2 separate regions of the Mus musculus genome follow, and region 2 is linked to region 1. Evidence: chromatin loops called from intact Hi-C (ENCODE). Cell type or tissue: heart. All regions are shown on one strand. Links, peaks and the distances in the headings refer to the core of each region. The heading gives the core; the rest is flanking DNA. Region 1 holds the start of Grhl3 (grainyhead like transcription factor 3). Region 2 overlaps Stpg1 (sperm tail PG rich repeat containing 1).

Evidence for each region. A loop is a pair of places that touch in the nucleus more often than their neighbours do. Peaks named below come from ENCODE experiments on the same cell type or tissue, not always from the same donor. Only the 100,000 strongest peaks of a DNase experiment are listed, where the experiment ranks them.
Region 2: it touches region 1 in a loop (2.1-fold over the local background); 5 of 42 quality-filtered maps call a loop at or near these places.

Annotation. Positions count from the first base shown.
Region 1 is chr4:135,570,992-135,580,105 of GRCm38, forward strand. Grhl3 (grainyhead like transcription factor 3) reads right to left here and starts at 2,641. Exons shown (of 16, transcript NM_001013756.2): 1 at 2,417-2,641. The coding sequence starts at 2,433. Gm30888 (a long non-coding RNA gene) reads left to right here and starts at 2,589. Exons shown (of 3, transcript XR_390832.2): 1 at 2,589-2,657; 2 at 6,338-6,865; 3 at 7,670-9,114. In heart, for the core only: a CTCF peak has its summit at 4,543; a DNase peak (open chromatin) is centred at 2,530; H3K4me3 peaks cover 1,883 bases; H3K27ac peaks cover 2,057 bases; H3K27me3 peaks cover 5,466 bases.
Region 2 is chr4:135,512,289-135,521,402 of GRCm38, forward strand. Stpg1 (sperm tail PG rich repeat containing 1) reads left to right here. Exons shown (of 9, transcript NM_030189.3): 4 at 2,596-2,697; 5 at 6,984-7,154. Among named protein-coding and RNA genes, the nearest start is that of Stpg1, 21 kb to the left of the region's middle. In heart, for the core only: a CTCF peak has its summit at 4,831 (motif pointing right); no DNase peak of the experiment used is centred there; H3K27ac peaks cover 554 bases.

The DNA of each region.
Region 1 (9,114 bases), core at 470-8,469:
CTTACATTGGCCAGCCTTTCCAGGGCCACCTCCCTGTGGAGGCCTAGGACCGCGCTGGGGTGGGGTGGGGAGGTGGTCTGCCACCACAGCTCAGTGTTTCCCTGTCAGGTAGGTGGGTTCTTAGTGGACACTTCACTCAGGAGAAAGCCGAGAGTCAGCAAGGGCAGACTCACTCAGTTTGATTTGAAGCAGATGCGGACCTGACTTTTCACTAATGCCCCAGGGCTGACAAGTTGTTTATTCTCTGAGGGCTGGAGATGTCTGCTTGTCCTAGTAGGATATTCCAGCCAAGGTCACAGTAAGAACAAGGCCACAACAGCAGCAGCAGCAGCAGCAGCAGCTTAAAACACACATCCACACACACACACTCACAGGCACTTGTTGGCATCAGGACCTCTCAAACCTATGACTCCACAGGCACTTACAACACACTCGAACACACACAGACACACCCATACACATATACGTGTGTGTGCACACACACTCAAGCATGCCCACAACATGTTCTCTCTCTCTCTCTCTCTCTCTCTCTCTCTCTCTCTCACACACACACACACACACACACACACACACACACACACACTCACAGGCAACCTCAGACTCCCCAGTTCTCAGAGTGGCTGAGCCCCCAGGTCAATCACTGTAATCTCCAATGGTAGCTTCAAAGTTGACCTGCATTACTCAGCAGGCACAGGCTTTCCTGAACGGAGAAGCCTCTTCTGTCAGCCCATCCGACTTCCAACCCAAACCATTCAGGACACTAGCAGAAAACCTGTTCCGTAAGCCAGCTTCTCCATAGCCCCTGAGGAGAAACCTGAAAAGATTCTCTCTGCAGCCTCCGCAGGCAGCTGTAATTGGCATGCGTGAGTGTGCTGGAGACGTGTGTCTCAAGTGTGTGTGTGTGTGTGTGTGTGTGTGTGTGTGTGTGTGTGTAAAGCATAGAAAAATAAAAAGCAAGAAAGCTTCAGAAATGCCCAATTATTAATGTCTCCACAAAGGGAGAAAGGCATTATTAGCATGTTCCCTAACAGGCTTTAAATCAATCACTGTCATAAAACTGAACCCTGTAAGGACTGCCACTTGGTCACAGCACGCACAGTCCAGGAGATGCAGGCTTGGGTCACTCAGATAATAAGTTCAGGGGTTGGGGCTTGAATCTGGGCCCTAACACTGTGTTTCTATTTTTACTTTAATTGGGGTTCAACTGTCAAAACAGTGTCCTGAGAATCTATTAAAAAAGAAACCTGATGCTTGTAACCATAGTGGTTGGACAGTAGATGTGGCTGTTCAAGCCGGACACACCCCAGAGCTAGCCGGTACATGGGTTCCTGTCTGCAGTTAGGACCCATCAATTCTGCCTGCAAGCGTTTGAGTTCTTAACCTGCTGAGGAAAAGCTCCAAAGAGAGAGACAGAGAAGGGGAGGAAACAACAAGAGGGTCACTGCTAAAGAGGGGAGAAAGGGGAAGTCTGTTTCTTTCCTGCTAGCTCCTTGCCCACAACTTAAAGCGACTCACACCCTCGACTTCTGTCTTCTCCAACATCTGTACCTGATACTGAGGCTGAGAGTGAGGTCAGCGTCAGCCAGTCAAGGGATTCTAGATCCCAGATGTGGGCAGGAATGCACCTGCCTCTCGCCAGACAACACAGATGACCTCACCAAAATCTAGTCCTCGGCTTCCCCAGCGTTAGCACTGCCTCTGGATAAAACTGACCACAATTTATTGAACGCAACTTCAGACCCCTTTCTCTTTGGTAAGCATTTTTACAGCTTTCAGCACACCTAAGAACTCTACAAAGTTCTCTTGTTCCAAATTTCCAAATCAGGAAAATGAAGCTCAGATAAGTCCAACGACTTTTTAAGAATGAACAGCGGAGGAGAGACGGAGCCTGGGTTTGAACCTAAGGAAAGCCACTACAGAGCCCATGTATACAGCCATTACACTATAGTAGCCAGATCGCTTGGGACTGTTCCAACTCAACATAAAGGACCTTTAGAGAAACTCAACTCTTTGCATAAGACAGCTCTGAGAACCACCTCCAAGACGTTCCCTTTGGCAAGAGGAGAGAAAGCTTCCCTGGGGCGGGAGTGTCTCTGATTTCCAAGGCACCTCCAGAGTATCAAAAAGCGATGCCAAGATTCACGGTTTCAGGCAGCCCGGGTGTTTGCCTTCCTCGAAACTGCTCAGCACAGAGAGAAAGAAAAACTATTTTCCCAGGGAAACAGTCAGCTCTAGATAGAGAGCTGAACGTGCCTCAACACGCTAAGGCAGGATCGTCAGCCCATTCATTCACCCTTACAAATTGCCGTGTGAATCCGGGCGCCCGGCCTCCCTTGCTCTTCCCTCTGCAGGGAATCCCAGCCAGCCTCGGTGTGCTGGGGAGGCCGGGAGGCCAGACATCCGTGGCTTTACTCACTCAAGTTCATTCGACATCTTCCTTCTCCGAGGTTCCAGCGATCCGTCTCTGGTTGGCTCGCAGGCGCTGCTGACCACTCGTCTCTTAATTCTCCTCTGACACAGACATTCCCTTCCTGCCCGGGGAAGCGTTTGCTCTACGTTGCGCTTTGGATGTTGAGATTTTGCTGACAGCGGTCCCCGGCTGCGGTGGCGCTGATTGGCTGGAAGCACAGGTGCCGACTGCAGCTAGACCACAGCAGGTGCAGATGTTAACTTTTGGCCCACCAGCAGGGGCGGAGCTCCGGGGGGCTGACTGGGTGGAGCCGGCCAATTCCTTCTTAGCTGAGGGGGTGAGGGGGTGGAGACGAGGGAAAAGGGAGGAGACAAACGTTGGGAAGGAACGGGAGAACTAGAGGAAAAATACAGACAGGTACTTGGCTCAAAGGGAAATCTCTGTCCATCTCATCGCTCGGATCCTGGATCCCACAAACATCTCCCCACAGACACCATATCTCTTTATAGTCACCTTCTCTACCCGGAAAATTTCACGGAAGAGAGCAGGTAGCTCTCTGTGAGTCCCCTCTCTTTTCTCCAGAACTTTCCCCTTCGGGTAACAAACACCACAGGTTCTAGTCTTGTTAGCTAAGTGATTTCTTCCTATTCTCCCAGTAACCAGCTAGGAAGGACTTTCTGTCAACTCTCCCTTCCACCCCAACCAACCCCATGCCCTCTACAGGTGATCGAGGAAATGTAGGTTGGAGAGGCAGGGTGCCTTGCCTAAGGGTGAGAGCCAGTGTCAGAGACCCGTTCAGTCATCTGGGAGACTAGCTACTCCTTGAGTTGAAGTTGGTGGCCTCAGTTGACAGGGGACATTTACTAAGTACCGAGTGTGCAAGGTCTCCTCGCTCTGGGTTCTGGGGCAATAGCGGGGAAAGAAAATGCTGGTTTCTATTCAGGAGGAGCCCCCCCTCCCCCAATGTGCATGAGTGTGTGTGTGTGTGTGTGTGTGTGTGTGAGAGAGAGAGAGAGAGAGAGAGAGAGAGAGAGAGAGAGATGGGGTGGGGAATCAGGGAATTAGGGCAGGGCAGCCTTTCATCTTGTGCGATGCCAATCTGAACGGGATGTGGGCAGACCACATGCCTCTGGCCAGCCCAGAAAGGATGGAAAAGTTGAAGGTGGTTGCCTCAGGAGTCTTAGCTGGCCAGTACACTGTAAGTGCTCTGTGCTAGGCACTCAGGAGATGCCTCTTAGGCGAGGGGATGGTGGGGGATGGGCTATGAACAACCTAGGGTGGTCATCCCCAAATGCCCACAAGTACCAGCAGAAACAGAGAGCTTCCATGGGGTTCATAGGAAAAGAGATCTAAGCTGCGAATCTTGGAATCTCATGCTTACTCTTTTACCAATACCCTCAGCCCCGCCCCCATGCCCACTCTCCCCATCCCCCACTCTCCCAACCATCCCCCCCCACTCCACCCCCAGTTCATTGCTCATTCTTCCTGGGTACCTCACCTTGAGCGTTCCTCTGGAGGAAAGGTGACTTTACCCTGAGAAGCCCTATCTGATAACTCAGGAGGGCCTGCTTAGGATGGGCTACCGGGCTTGAAGACTGATCGGAGTCCTTTCCCATTGGAATCTGTTTGAGGGCTACCCCTAAGGAGCCCTGAGGTTAGCTAAGGACCATGGTGATTGCTAACACGGCTAGCTCTCTCTCCAGTAATGCTTGTGAGAACAGACATCCAGCCCTCAGGTTTCACATGGCTTTATTCTGTTCCCTGCAAAGCCCTTCCGGATTTTCTCACATCATCAGGTGTCTATCTCCCTTCCCTCTGGAACGTGAGTTCCGTAGGAGCAAGAGGCCTTGTCTGCCTTGGTTACTCTCCAGCACTGGCTTAGGTGTCTGGCTCCCAGTAGGTGCTGTGAATGTTGCGTAGATCAGGTATCGTGCCAAGCCTTCTTTATGCATCATGTCAATACCCAAAGTGAGTCAGGCACTTTGCTATCATCCCGTGAGATGAGGGGACCGGGATGCAGATCACTCACTATAGCTGAAGGCAGCGGCAATGTGAGCAGTGACTGGCTCTGAGCGATCGCTTACAGCAGTCACGGTGCTGAGAAGAACTGCAGGCCCGCGGCAGCCCAAAGGATGGCACACTTCTCTTTGTAGTCTTCTCCCTGACTAACTCACCTCATGAAAGGCTGGAGAGTTTCTGTCAGCCGTGTTGCAATGGATGTGGTGTGACTCATGCTTGCTGAGCTTGTGGGGGGGTGGGGGGAGACACTGGGATTTCGGGTGGCATGTCTGTGCTCGCTGGGCTTTATAAACGGGTCCTCTCCCTCTCTGGGTCCTGGCTCTGTGCTCACAGCCATTGTTAGAGATCATCAGAGGGTCTCTGTGACTCCTTACACAGGAAGCCTCCAGAAGGTGCCCCGATAGGTACCACGGATGCAAGGAGCAGGTGTGCAGGGTTCCGGGAGTCCTCCCAGCCATGTGACAAGGCCAACACAGACCTTTGCCACCACAGCTCAAAGAGGCCAAGATTTTGAAGTGATATTGCCCAAGTCTGGCTGCCTGCCTTTCCTAGTCCTTGGGGGTATGATGCAGCCCAGGGCCAGGGGAGGCTGGCATCACTGCCCTTGCATGGACATCCCAGCTCTTGGTTGCTCTAAGAAATTATAAGCATAGACCAGCCAATCAGATGAAACACAATTAGATCCACTAACAGTACTAAGTAATGACAGCTTGCTATTCCGTGTAAAATTACCCCTGTTAGGGCATAGTATTGATAGAAGACACAGAGCTGGGTTTGAGTCCCAGCCCGGGCACCTTATCAGCACCATAAGGTTGGGCCAGTGACCAACCTCAGTTTCCTCATCTGTATTTGGGTACAAAACCATGCTCCAACCTCACAAGTTGAATCGCTTTGTGCTGCACATGACCACTTACGATTCACTTCCTGCAGAAGAGTGTGGTACACCCCCCACCCCCTTAGGACCACTATGCTGAATAAGCACCAGCCCCCAGGGTCACTTACCACACAGCAACACTCAATGGGACAGCCTTGCTAACAGCCCTTCCTCTTAAAATCCCAGGTCTCCATGACTACCCAGATCTCAGGAATACCTATTAGCCTATAAGGAGATATTGAAGTGTAGAATGCCCAACAGAGGTGCTCTGTGGCAACTGTAATGGCAAGATTGGACTCTCCTTCCCCGCCAAGTAGTCTGTGTTGAGCTTGCTAATGCAAGCTAAGAGGTTCCACACAGTCCCGCAGCACCATCACCTTTGAACGAGGCCAGGCACGGAGCTGGGTGGTAAAGACTTAGTGGGCCTTGGGTTTGATCCTTGGCAATCGCCCAACCCCCACCCCAGAAAGTGATTAAGCCAAAATGAGTGCCTACAGACTACACCGCCACTGGGTTCCTGTCCTTCCTAGGGCAGAGGTGGAGATAAAGAGACAAGACTGAAGGCCAAGGAGATGATTCAGTCAGTAAAATGCTTGCCGTGCAAACATAGCCGGAGTTTATCCCCATAACCCACATTAAAAAAAAAAAAAAGCCAGGTGTGGTGGTGCATGCTTGTAAACCCCTGGAGTTAGGGGCTAGAGAAGGCAGATCCTTGGCAGATCTCTGTAGCTCACTGTCTCCTCAGCCTAACCTACTCAGTGAGGTCCATGCCCTTGAGGACCCTCTCTCAAAAAATCCAAGATGGACGGAGCCTGAAAGATGACATTTGAGAACATACCTAGGCCCAGAGAGACGTGCACACATGTGCTCATATAAAGGGAAGACTCTCGTCAGCTGACATCCTCACTCTAAGCAGTGAGCGGAGATATCAGACCTGCACGTCATTTAGCAATGGCAGTTATTGTCACTTAGTCACTCCGTGGCTCTTGCTTAGAATCTTCACCTAACAGTGGGGTCTGGGGTTCCTTTCCCAGATGGGCCTGGTTCCTGCAAGACCATGTCTGCCTTCCCGGAGCTGTGACTTCTGGAACCTTGGATAAGACCTTTCACCAACTGTGAAACTCTGTTTCCCCTCATTTAATCAAGGATGGTTAAACCGAGATGTTGACCACTCCCAGCTAAAAGTGAACTCAGAAAAACCTGTTAATTCCAACAACACCACCGACAACAGGATCGGGGCACAGCCACGCCCTCTGCAGTCAAGGGAAGTGGCCAAGGTCTGGTTCCAGCAGAGGTTCCCTCATTATCTGGTGATAGGAAGATAAACAGTGGCCTCTGTAGGGTCAGGCAGTGGTCTCATGCTTGATGTCACTCAAGCACGTGACACTCAAGCCCTTTGAACTGATCTCTATGATCTAGATGATCTAACAGAGGCCGAGAGAGGTGATGTCACATCTAAGACTCTCCCCATGGTGTCGGGACGGAACCAGACTTTGGTCTGCCTGCCTCCAGAGCCTCGGAAACAGTCCTTTGAATCTGTCTGGTCTATACTGGATTCACAGGTAAGGGGGTCGGGGTGGGGCAGAATGGAAGTTAGCAAATTGGTTGACATTTTGTGTAAAGGAGTTGATGGAGCTGTAAGCTTCCAGAGGGGTGGGAATAGCACCAAGAAAAACCTTACCCAGCGCTTGCCCCAGGTTTCAGCACAACAGATGGTCAATGAATTCAGCAAATGGAAATACGTGTATAATTTACCAAACGTTTAAACATCCTGGACAATCCGGCCATTGCGCCCCTCCCCTCCCCCGCAAGAGAAGACCTCTGAAGGTAGAACCTTTATTCGCAAATCTCAGAGTCTTCACCCTGGGCCTGTGATTTCACATCTGTAAATTTCCCTCTAATATCTCATCCCCAAGTTAGATGAGCCCTTAATGAAAGATTAATGGCAAAAACATTGGTACCTAAGGAAGGCATTGTAGGTGGGTGGGCGCGCCACTTAGCAAGGGGGTCCAAGCAACTAGCTTCCAGTTCCAATGTCAGTGCACAGTGAAGTTCCCAGCATCCATGCCCAGCCATCCTTACAGCACCCCAGTCTACGCATCCAGCTCTTTCCCAGGGGTCAGGGTGAGAATTTGTTATTGGTCCCATTTGGTATGTAGGCTGAAATTCAGAAAGAACCCCTGGCTAAGTGAAGAACCTGGGCTCTTAGATGAAGCATCGCCCCACATACCAGCATAGACCCATGGGGGTCCTGGAGGTCTAGTGTGAGCCCCCCCCTCCAGTTGGCTGTGGTTTTTCTCTATCATCACTAGACCTAAACAGAGGCTTAGAGGATGAGCCCCTCCCCCCACCTTTGTTTGACCTAGGTGTTTCTGGAGGGTCAGGACATGGGAGTGGCCAGCCTCCAGCCCCTTTTACAACAGATCCTGAACAGTATCGCCAGCGACTCTGCCTACATTCCTGCCTAGCGGTTGGTTCCTGGACTGGGTAGGGTCCAAAGTTGCCCTGAAGAGTGTCCCCTTGAAAGTGAGTGGCCTCAAAAATAAGCAGCTGTTTTCCTGATCATCCTTGATAAGGACTCCGAAGGAGGCATACCGCCAGGATTGGCATGAGTAAGAGGTCCCACGCGGGCCTTGTCAGCCTGTCCTTTGGCTAAGCAATTTTATTCCCGGGAATTTGGTATGAGGCAATCACCTCTGGGTGCAGAGGACCCTAAGGGATGCCTATCAGAGTTCCAGTTCTGGTCCTGGCAAATCGGCCTGTTCCAGTGCTCTTTAGCGAGGCTCGGGGAAGAAGAAGAAGGCAACAGTTGTGCAGCCAGGCTCTGGCTGCAATCCAGAAGGGTGCTGTGAACACATCCCTGAACCTTGGATGCCAGTCGCTGGGCCTGCAGTACAGTTGTCAGAGCCTGTAAGTCCTCATTCAACCCTCCCAACTATGAATGAAGCCCCAGAGGGGCACACCTCACCCCGTGAGACCTGAGCGGAGCTGTCTTGGCCTTGGCCTTGGCTTACAGGATGGTTCTTAAGTCTGTCTGTTCCCATCCACACAACCCACTCAGAAAGAGAAGGAAGGCATTGGGGACCCCGGAGGTAAAAGGAACAGGTGCAGTTTATAGTTGATTATTTTTATTCATCTGTCAACATGACTTCTTTTGTTAGGAAGAAAAAGGAAATTTTATAGTTATTAAAGAGGAGCCAATCAGACAGGCTTGTGCCAAGCTGAGCAGGGAACAGGAGAAGTGCTAAGGTATTCGGTGGGGGGGTCTTTGCCTTGTGGGCAGGAACTGGCTAGAAAAGGTGGAAGCCAGAGGGAGGGGCCCACAGGGGCCAGGATCCCGGAAGGAGCAGGCTTGTTTGAAAAGACATTTTAGCCCCATGGGTCCCTGGGAAGGGGGGAGGGGGAGAGCCCTGAATCTCACTCTTCCTGGGGACTTGTATTGGGCCCTGGCTATCTCTGGGTCCATCACTAGTCTGTGCCCGTGAAAGATACTGCCCACTCCCAACTAAAAGTGAACTCAGGAAAACCAGTTAATTCCAACACCATCACTGCAAACAGCCTTGCGGCACACCCAAACCCTCTGCAGTGAAAGGAAGTGGCCAAGGTCTGGTCCCAGCAGGAGTTCCGGAGTCCCAGGCTGTGTCCTCTGCCACACGCTGGGGGGTGGGGGCGGGTAAATAATGTCCCTCCAGGAAACGTTTTTTTACTTTTATGAACTTCTACAAAATCAATTTTGTTATCAAATTTCACAGAATTCCATGAATGTTGGGAACCCATAGAGTTCTCAGTTCTGACCCTAGTGGGTCCAGAA
Region 2 (9,114 bases), core at 694-8,693, 58 kb before region 1:
GTTTTGCAGTCTGACCCAGCTGATGGATGCCCAGTAAAGTTGTCAGATTTAGCAAAGACAAATACAGGTGCTTAGATAAATTAGAATTGCAAATAGGTAATTATTTTTAGCACAAGAATGTCCCAAATACTTCATGGGCTATACTTAAGCAAAAACAGCTAGTTGTTGTTTGTGATTCTAATTTAACTGGGTAGGTGGAGACAGAGCAGTGGCTGTGTGCAGAGAGACCAGGAGCGAGAGGAGAGAGAGAGGAGAGCGAGAGAGAGAGCGAGAGAGAGAGAGAGAGAGAGAGAGAGAGAGAGAGAGAGAGAGAGAGAGAGTGAGAGAGAGAGAGAGAGGAGAGAGAGAGAGAGAGGAGAGAGAGAGGTGTCTTCCCTGCCCACTTGCACCTGTGAGGTCATATATCAGGGGCTGGAGAGATAGTTTAGCAGTTAGAGCGATTGCTCTTGCAGAGGACCTGGGTTCAATTCCTAGCGTCTACCTGGCAGCTCACAACTGTTTATAACTCCAGTCCCAGAGGATCCAATTCCTTCCTCTGGCCTCCATGGGCATGCAGGCACACACGTGTTCCACATCCATACAAGCAGGCAAAGCGTTTTCATGCATCAGCGCTATGACTAGTGACACTACAACTCCTGCTGCAGATGGGGACCTGGAACCTCACTAGGATCCCAGCACCTCAGGTTTGCAGATAAGGAGACTAAGGCCCAGTGAGGAGACTCACTGAAGATGGTGGAGCTGAGCAGCACTGAGAACAGACTTTCCAATTTACAACCCTGGGGACGGGCGTTTCCTTATCCTCTCAGTCTCATCTGAGAGGCAGTTGGTGTCCGTGGTTGGAAGACTCTATCCCGAGTCTGGCTAGGTCTTTGCCCGTTGTGCAACATTAGGACATCTATCTCCCTTTTGATCCTGTCTTCTCAGTGAGCCGGTCATTGTAATGTCTCAGTGTGCTACTGGGGAAAAGTGTGCAAACTGCGCCCTGGGAAACTGACCTGCCTGCAGTATCTTGCTCCTGATTCTTGGCCTGGGAGGCTGAGCCCTCTGCTCTTCTTCTCACTACCTACCGTGTGTGTGTGTGTGTGTGTGTGTGTGTGTGTGTGTGGTATGAATGTGTGTATGTATATGTGTGTATGAGTATATGTGTGTGTATGTCTCACTTGTGTGTGTGTCTCGCCTGTGTGTGTCTCACCTGTGTGTGTGGGGTGTGTATATGTGTGTGTCAGTGTGTATGTGAGTTGTGTATGTCTCACCTGTGTGTGTCACCTGTGTGTATGTGGTGTGTGTGTGAGTATATATATATGTACATATGTGTGTGAGTGTATGTGTGTAGTATGTGTGTATGTGTGTGAGTATATATCTATGTACATGTGTGTGTGAGTGTATCTGTTTGTTTATATGTGTTTGTGGTGTGTGAGTGTGCCACACATCTGTTCTAAGATCTTGCTAACAACAACTTTGCCTCTCTTCTTTATAGTCAACTCCAGTCACTCTCTCCCCACTTTTCAGATTGGAAAGTTCTGGAAGGCACCAGTGGTCCATCAAGCTCCCTGCCTGGATGAAGCAGCCAGGACAGGAGAGTTAGGATGTCTTTGGCTTTACAGAGTGGCACTAGCAAACTCTGCACTCAGGGCTTACTGCTTGCTGCTGTGGCCCCCACATGGCTGGCTTCTGGTTTTTTAGGTAGCTTTGGTGACAGGCCCACTTCCGAGAGCACTCGCCGTGTAGTCAGCATTTGGACTTTGGACAAGTTCATCTGCATGTGCCTCCTTGGTGAAACAGGGACTGTAATCCCTTCCTTGTTGGGTGGTGGTGAAAATGAGATTAGCCTTGAACAGCTCCCAGCAGCGGGCAGGACCAGGAAGCCCTGTGCGACGATGAAGCATCTCCTCTTTTCTTGTCACCTGTTCCCCAGGCTTTTGACAACACTGCTATCCCCTTAGTAACGAGCACCAGAAAGGAGCTGGAAGCTTCTGGAAGCTCACGTAGCTTGTGCTGGCTCCGAGCACAGCTTCTGCTGCCTGCTCCCCAATACCCCAACTTCAAGCTACCCTCGGGCCCCATGGGTGCCTCATTTTGTCTCCAAGTTCAAGATGGCCTCGTCTGGAATGAAGATTGTTTTTGTTTCCTTTTGCTTTATAAACAGAAACACTCCCCAATTTCCCTTCTTAGAGGCCTCAGGAGGAAGCTGAGTCAGGTGGGGTGTGGTTACCGTAAAATCGGTCACCCTCCCCTCACCTCAGGCTTGGCTGCCCCAGTCCGAGAAGGCTGACATGCACACCAGTACATTTCCCTAATGACACGAAAACCAAAATCTCCCCAAAGCACTGTTGCCGTCGAACTCAGGATGGCACCTCTGTGGAAAGAGCAAGGGCTTTGGGAGACCCGGCCTGAGTTAGAACTCCGGCCCCTCCCATTGGTCACTGAGGTAGAGATTGGGCAAGTGAGGGAACTTCGAAGCCAGGCTGTCACTTCTGTTATGGTGGAGCCTGCTTGTAGGATTAGAGGGAGGCTTAGCGCTAATGGATGGAAGACTGGTGGAAAAGCATGCTGAAGTTGCCGTGCCCAGTGACACTGCATTCTTGTCCTTCTCAGGATGACGTCCCGGGCCCTGGGTTCTACAATGTCATCCACCAGTCTCCAGTGTTCAGCAGTGCCTCTCTTTCCAAGAGAGGAACGTGCACTTTTCCCTCCACGGTGAGAGCCCCGGGGCGTTGACCGGTCAGTAATTTCCCCTGTTCACTGCATAATGACACGTTGGGCAGCTGTCCTTTCTCTCCAACCACCCCTGTCCTGATTAAGACAGCAGCCACTTCCTGTGATTTCACAAAGGTAAATCTGACCCTGTGACCTTACGCCGGTCGTCTCCATGGATGCGTGTGGACGAGGTAGGAAGAAAAACTAGGCCTTAGTTGTCCATCGAAAGAAGCAGGTGTCTTCCCGAGGCTTTGAGGCATGCCGGGAAAACTGCTGTGGCTTTCCCTGAAAGGAAAATGATTTTTAACACTTGCTTCATATAACTGGGTTGTTCAAATCATTGGGAATTTGGATGAAAAAAAAACAAAAAACAAAATACAAACAACCCTAGGAGTACAATTAGATGGCTCTGCCAAAGCCAATGGCCAGAGCTGGATTGCTGAGATCCACGTGGTAGGAGAGAGCTGACCTCTGACCTCCACATTCTCTACACTGGACTCAGGGCATAGATATTACTCCCTCACAGTAAGGAGAGAGACAGAGAAACAGAGAGACACACAGAAAGACAGACAGACAGACACATGCACACACACACATGCACACAGAGAGACAGAGATAGAGACAGACAGACAGACAGACACAGTGACAGAGAGGCAGTAAAGAGAGAGACAGAGAAACAGAGACACACAGAAAGACAGACAGACACGTGCACACACACATGTACACACAGAGAGACAGAAACAGACACACAGTGACAGGCAGATACACAGAACAAGGGAGACAGACAGACATACACAGAGAGAGACAGAGACACACACACACAGAGACAGAGGGAGAACACACAGTCCGAGAGAGAGAGAGAGAGAGAGAGAGAGAGAGAGAGAGAGAGAGAGAAATTGGGGGAAGAGAGCACACACACATGGGGCCTGAGACACGGGAATCTTCCTGTTCCTTCCTGGGACTCCATCTTTGTCGAGGACTCTTGCAGTCAAGCATAGAAATGCAACAGCCCTGACCCTGAGCAGACGTGAGTGAAGACTGTGTTCTTCTGCCTTCTGTTTTGGTGTGTAAGCAGAGGATGGCACTCAAGGCTCTTACCACTAAGCTACAGCCTCAGCCTTAAGGGAAGCAAGGGCGGGAAAGAGCCAAGCCAGAGCAACGTTGCCTGAGGTGGAGCAGCGTCGGCGAAAAGCAGGGTCAGAGACTAACATCAATAGAATGCGTGTGCCTGCCTGTCCCTGTAAAGGCTGGGACAGTTCTTACATAGATGGATACAATGCCTGACACCAGGGATCATTTTCTTATTAATCTCACACAAAGGGACCATTTAGGGCCCACCAAACGCGGCCACCTCTTGCTGGGGGTTGGGTTGGTTTGCAGTGGGGAATTTTCAGGAGCAAACTGACTTTGGAGTGAAGGCTCATGGTCTCGGAGCCCTCAGCAAAGTCACAGGATAGCCAGGTCTTTAGCTCCGCGTCAGGAGAAAGACCCCAAAGCAACCATCCAGGTGCCACGTCACAATGCCCCAGCATTGGCCACAGGCCTGGGGACCTAATCCTGACTCAGCCGTGGAGCCTGAATGTGACCTCAAGCACGCCACCCTTCAACATACCAGTTGCCTCAGAGACTCCCTGGAGGCTCTGAGCGAATTGCAGTGAGAAAGACTTTGAAATTGCTGAGCAGTGTAAACAAGCAGGAGCTAGCTAGCTCTGTCAGTACCAGAGTCACCCTTCAGACTGCCCAAAGCGCCTGGCTTCTCTCTGAGAACTCCTCTGGCCGACTGTACACTACTACCCTACCATGAAGGGTCTGGATTAGTGCCCAGTGGATCAGGACGCTGCCAGGCTTCACTGGCCATGACTTTTGAGTGGTTTAACTAACTCTTCACCCAAGAGAGAAGGCCCTGGTAGATCAGAGTGTTACACAATCCAATCAGGTCTTTCACCTCTTTAAAAAAAAATGACCCAGAAGAAAGGAGAGGGGGGACGTCTCTCCCTTCGCTGGCCCTAAGATTCAGCTTTATATTTCTTGTTTTAAATACAAGGCTTGTTTTTAACTATGTGTGTTGAGTCGGGGGAGGGACGGAGAAGCTAAGGCACAAAGGAGTTGCAGATACCTGCAGAGGCCAGCAGAGGGCACCAGGTCCCTAGAAACTGGATGCTTGATGTGGGTGCCAGGAATAGAGTCCAGGCCCTCTCCTGAAGTGCTAGGATGTCTGAGCCCCAGCCTTACACTTGTAAATGTGTGAGTTCCTTGGGACGGGGGTCCTAAGGGTTTGTAATACCTGGCTGCAGCCCACATTGTCCAACCTCAATGAGAGACAGAGAGCCTTTCCCCCACTTCCGGATCCGGAGACTCAGGGAATTCAAGCCTCCCGCCTCAGAGGGAGATCATAAGAGCCCAGGAGGAATGTGTTCAGGGTGAGGCCACCCCGAAATGTCCGTGGGCTTATAAACGCGACACACTTCCTCATGACTGTCATGGGGACAACACCCAACCTTTTGTCACCCCTCAAAGTTCAAATGATATAAAGCACCCACCTCACTAAGGCATTCCGAGTTTTTATTCTAGAATCTTCTACAACCAGGAAGCTAAATGAGGCAGATGGGTGGGGACTTTGGTGGCCTTTCTGGGTTGCCACTGCACAGTGGATTTCATATGTGTTGGGAGAAGTTCTCCAGTGGCAGCATGGGGTCGAGTGGAGACCACAGGCCTGACAGAGAAATGCAGGGGAGTGGGTGTTGCCAACACTAATCCTGTTATGGTACCTCAGCGAACTCGGTGTCACTGGAAAGTTTCTAGAACACCCCACCCCAGCCCCCAAACATAAAAGCAATAAATCTCTGAAGGCAAGAAAGACACCAGGATGGGAAAGAAACGCTCGCAATTTCTCTAGGGCAGAGCCCGCTGATCTCTCTTTTGGACGCCATGGCTGATCTTGGTCACCAGATGGAGGCAAGACTGCCTGGCTGAACGAACATGTCGGTCCCACACCACTTTACTAGCAGAGTTGAATTTCTTGGTAAAGGATTGGCCAAAAACCAAAGGCTGCTGCAGGTTTAGTCTTTGCTGCTGAGAACACTGGGGAGCGCCGCAACCAGAGCTTGGGTTTGAACCCGGGTTAGAATCAGACTAGCACAGCCTGGCTTCTGCCGAAACTCCTACCCTCATACCACCGTGGAGAGCCACCCCCACGAGCCCTCTCCCCTGTGTGTATGTGGCTATTAACCTCCACGGAATGGAGAATCCCCACGGCAGTGTTCCCGAGCCTTTCACTGTAAAGCCATGGGAACGCTCTTGTTTTATCAGACTCTAATACCAGCCACGCTGTCATAGGGCAAAGAGATGTTATCATCGAGTTTCTGTGACTTTTGCCCCCATTCATTTGGCAAACACGAATTGTGTTTGTTTTTGAACTGAAAATACTTTATTGTGCTCTCCCGGAAGGGATGGGATCGGTTCTGTTGAAGCATAGGTCTTTTAGGGTTTTATTGCTGTTTATTTGCTGTTGGTCTGGGTGATAATTATTTATTTATTATTTTTGAGACAGTGTCTCACTGTGTAGCTCAGGCTGGCCTCAAATTTGCAGTCACCCTGTCTCTGCCTCCTGAATCCTGAACCACACGTGTGTGCCACTAAACCCGGCAAGAACACAGTAGGGAGAGGAGGCGTGAGCAAGCGGCCTTCTCTGAGCCTCCCTGTCCCTCCCTGAAGCAGCTCCATGAGAACGCCATGGAGAGCAGTCTTACCTTTCCTGTCTCGGGAGTCACCCCACAGCTGATGAGGCGGGCGTAGTGGTGGGGCACAGGACACTGTGAAAATGTGACGCCAGGAAAGTCACTCTCTCCAGGTCCCAAACAGGTGACGAATACTTTGAGTTAGTTTACAGAAGTTGGAACAGGTCTGAACTTGCATTTCCCAAGATTGAGCCCTCAAAGCTCGAGGTCTGATTACCCCTGGCACCTGCTACGGTCTCGCCTCTTAAGGAAAAACATGCTTGTAAGCTGGGCATGGTGGCTAGTGCCCCACACCCCGGCACTCCCAAAGCGAGGCAGCAGGAAGGCTCCAAGGCTGAGGCTAGCCTATGTAAGGCTGAAGCTAGCCTGAGCTATATACAGTGAGCTCTAGGTCGACTTGGGCTACAGACTGAGGCCCTGTATCAACAAATAATCAGACAAACAAGCAAACCAACAAGCAAATAACAATGGTCAGGGACCTTTGCTTTTGACCTGTCTTTCCCGGCCCCTGGGTCGATTGGCAATGCTAATCCTCCTCCTCTTCCTCAGTGTGCCCGGCTGGGCCCCATCATTTCTAAAAATCCCGCTGCCAACGCGTATACCATCCGGTCAGACTTGGCTTCCAAGAAGGACTTCAGCAATTCCTGTTCCAGCATGTTCCAGCTGCCAAGCTTCATGAAAGTGGAAAAATCTGAAACCCCTGCCCCAAACCATTACAATGTAAGGTCACCGCTGCCCTTGTCCAGTGTCTGTGTGGAGAGGGTGGGCTGCCAACGGGGCAGGGAGGGGCTCAAGGCATGGGGAAACAGGATTTTTTTTTTTTTATTGTAAGTACACTGTAGCTGTCAGACACTCCAGAAGAGGGCGTCAGATCTTGTTACAGATGGTTGTGAACCACCATGTGGTTGCTGGGATTTGAACTCTGGACCTTCGGAAGAGCAGTCGGGTGCTCTTACCCACTGAGCCATCTCACCAGCCCGGGGAAACAGGATTTTAACACCGGAGGTCAGACAGTGAGCATTTATGAGCATGCTGGGGCAGGGGCGGGGTGACCGTGGTTGCAAGAATCTGAATCGTAGGTAACGATGGTGGGTGGCAGGGGCTTCAAGAAGCCCGCTTCTCCCACTCACCCCTGTGTAGACTAGTGTGTCAGGGACGCGATTGTCCCCTGGCATAGCAGGTATATACATACGTACTGCTTCAGCCACCGACATTATTCCTTTACTTTTTAGAATCTGATAAGATAAAACCCAGCTTCTTTTTATTATCTGAAAGTTGCCAATGTTCCGGATGCTGCTGGCTTTGGTTGTGAGACAAGATCTCACTATGTAACTTTCACTGTCCTGGAACTTGCTGTGTAGTCAAGGCTGGCCTCGAATGAGCAGAGATCTCTACCTGTCTCTGTCTCCTCAGTGTTGAAATGAAAGGTGTCTGGAATGGTGTGTGTGTGTGTGTGTGTGTGTGTGTGTGTGTGTGTATTTACATGTGAACTCAAATGTGTGTGAGGGAGCAAGTATCTAAGTGTGTTGACGTGCACACAAGCTCCAGTGTATGTGCTAACATTGGTGCTCTAGGCAGAATAGGGTGAGTGGGAAAGGGTACCTGAAGGAAGTTTGGGCTCAGGTCTCCATTTTGCCACTATCTATGCCTTGCCTATGCTCCACCAGTCTTTTCAAGACTCAGTTTGTTGATCTGTAGAATGGGGGGGTATATGTGTTTGTCTACCAGATTTGATGAAGATACTCAGTAGGAGAACCTAGGTTAAGGAATGAGAGCAGCACCTGGCACAAAGGCCTGCGCAATAGCCCTCAGGGGAGCGGGGGAGCTGTCCTTGGTTAGTCATGGGGTCTGTGGCGCCACAACGGTAAAATAAAATCAATGACGTTTGTCTTGGGAGGCTGTGGGGGAAAGTCAGGCAGACCACAAACCCATGCGAAAGCTCTGAAGTCAGGGTGTGGCCCACACAGAATTCTGGTGAACTTGGCGAAGGGCTGCTTTTCAAAAGCCTGCTCTCAGATACCTCATTCTCGAGGGCCTCTCTTGAAAGACGGTCTGTAAGTCACCATTATCCACATGGCTTCTGCCCACTCTGTGTGAGTAAGCTGGTCAACTGTAAAATGCGCAGAGCGGAGGACAGGGCGGCAGCAGGGAGAGGGGAACTACCAGGTTAGGACTTGGCAGTAGCAAATTGATGGAGGACAGCTGGGTCATTTAGAAATTTCTAGTAGCAGTGTACAGAGCTAAAAAGGAACAGGTGAAGTTAACTTGGTAATATAGCTCACTTAACCCAGCAGATCCAAGATGTCCTTGTTTTGACACCAATCACACAGAGATGATAGGCGATTACTAATGAGCCATCTCGAGGGGAGTCTTTGCAGTCTGGTGTGTATCTGCTCTATGCAGCCTGCCTTAAGTTTGGATCAGTCAAGTTTCCAGGGCTGATTGTGGATACTCTCTTGGTCATGCTGTTCTAGAATGTTCCCCTGGAATAGCTGGACCCTAATGATGACCACGTGATGGTGGCAGCAGGGGTTTGCATGGGCGGAGTCAGCTGGACCTCCAATCACAAAGTCCTTGCATTCATTCCTCACAGAACACTGTATTTAATGGATCGCCTGATTCCGGCTCACAGTAGGAGATGCTAAGATGTGTATGGGGAGAGTGTGGAGGTATACCTGCC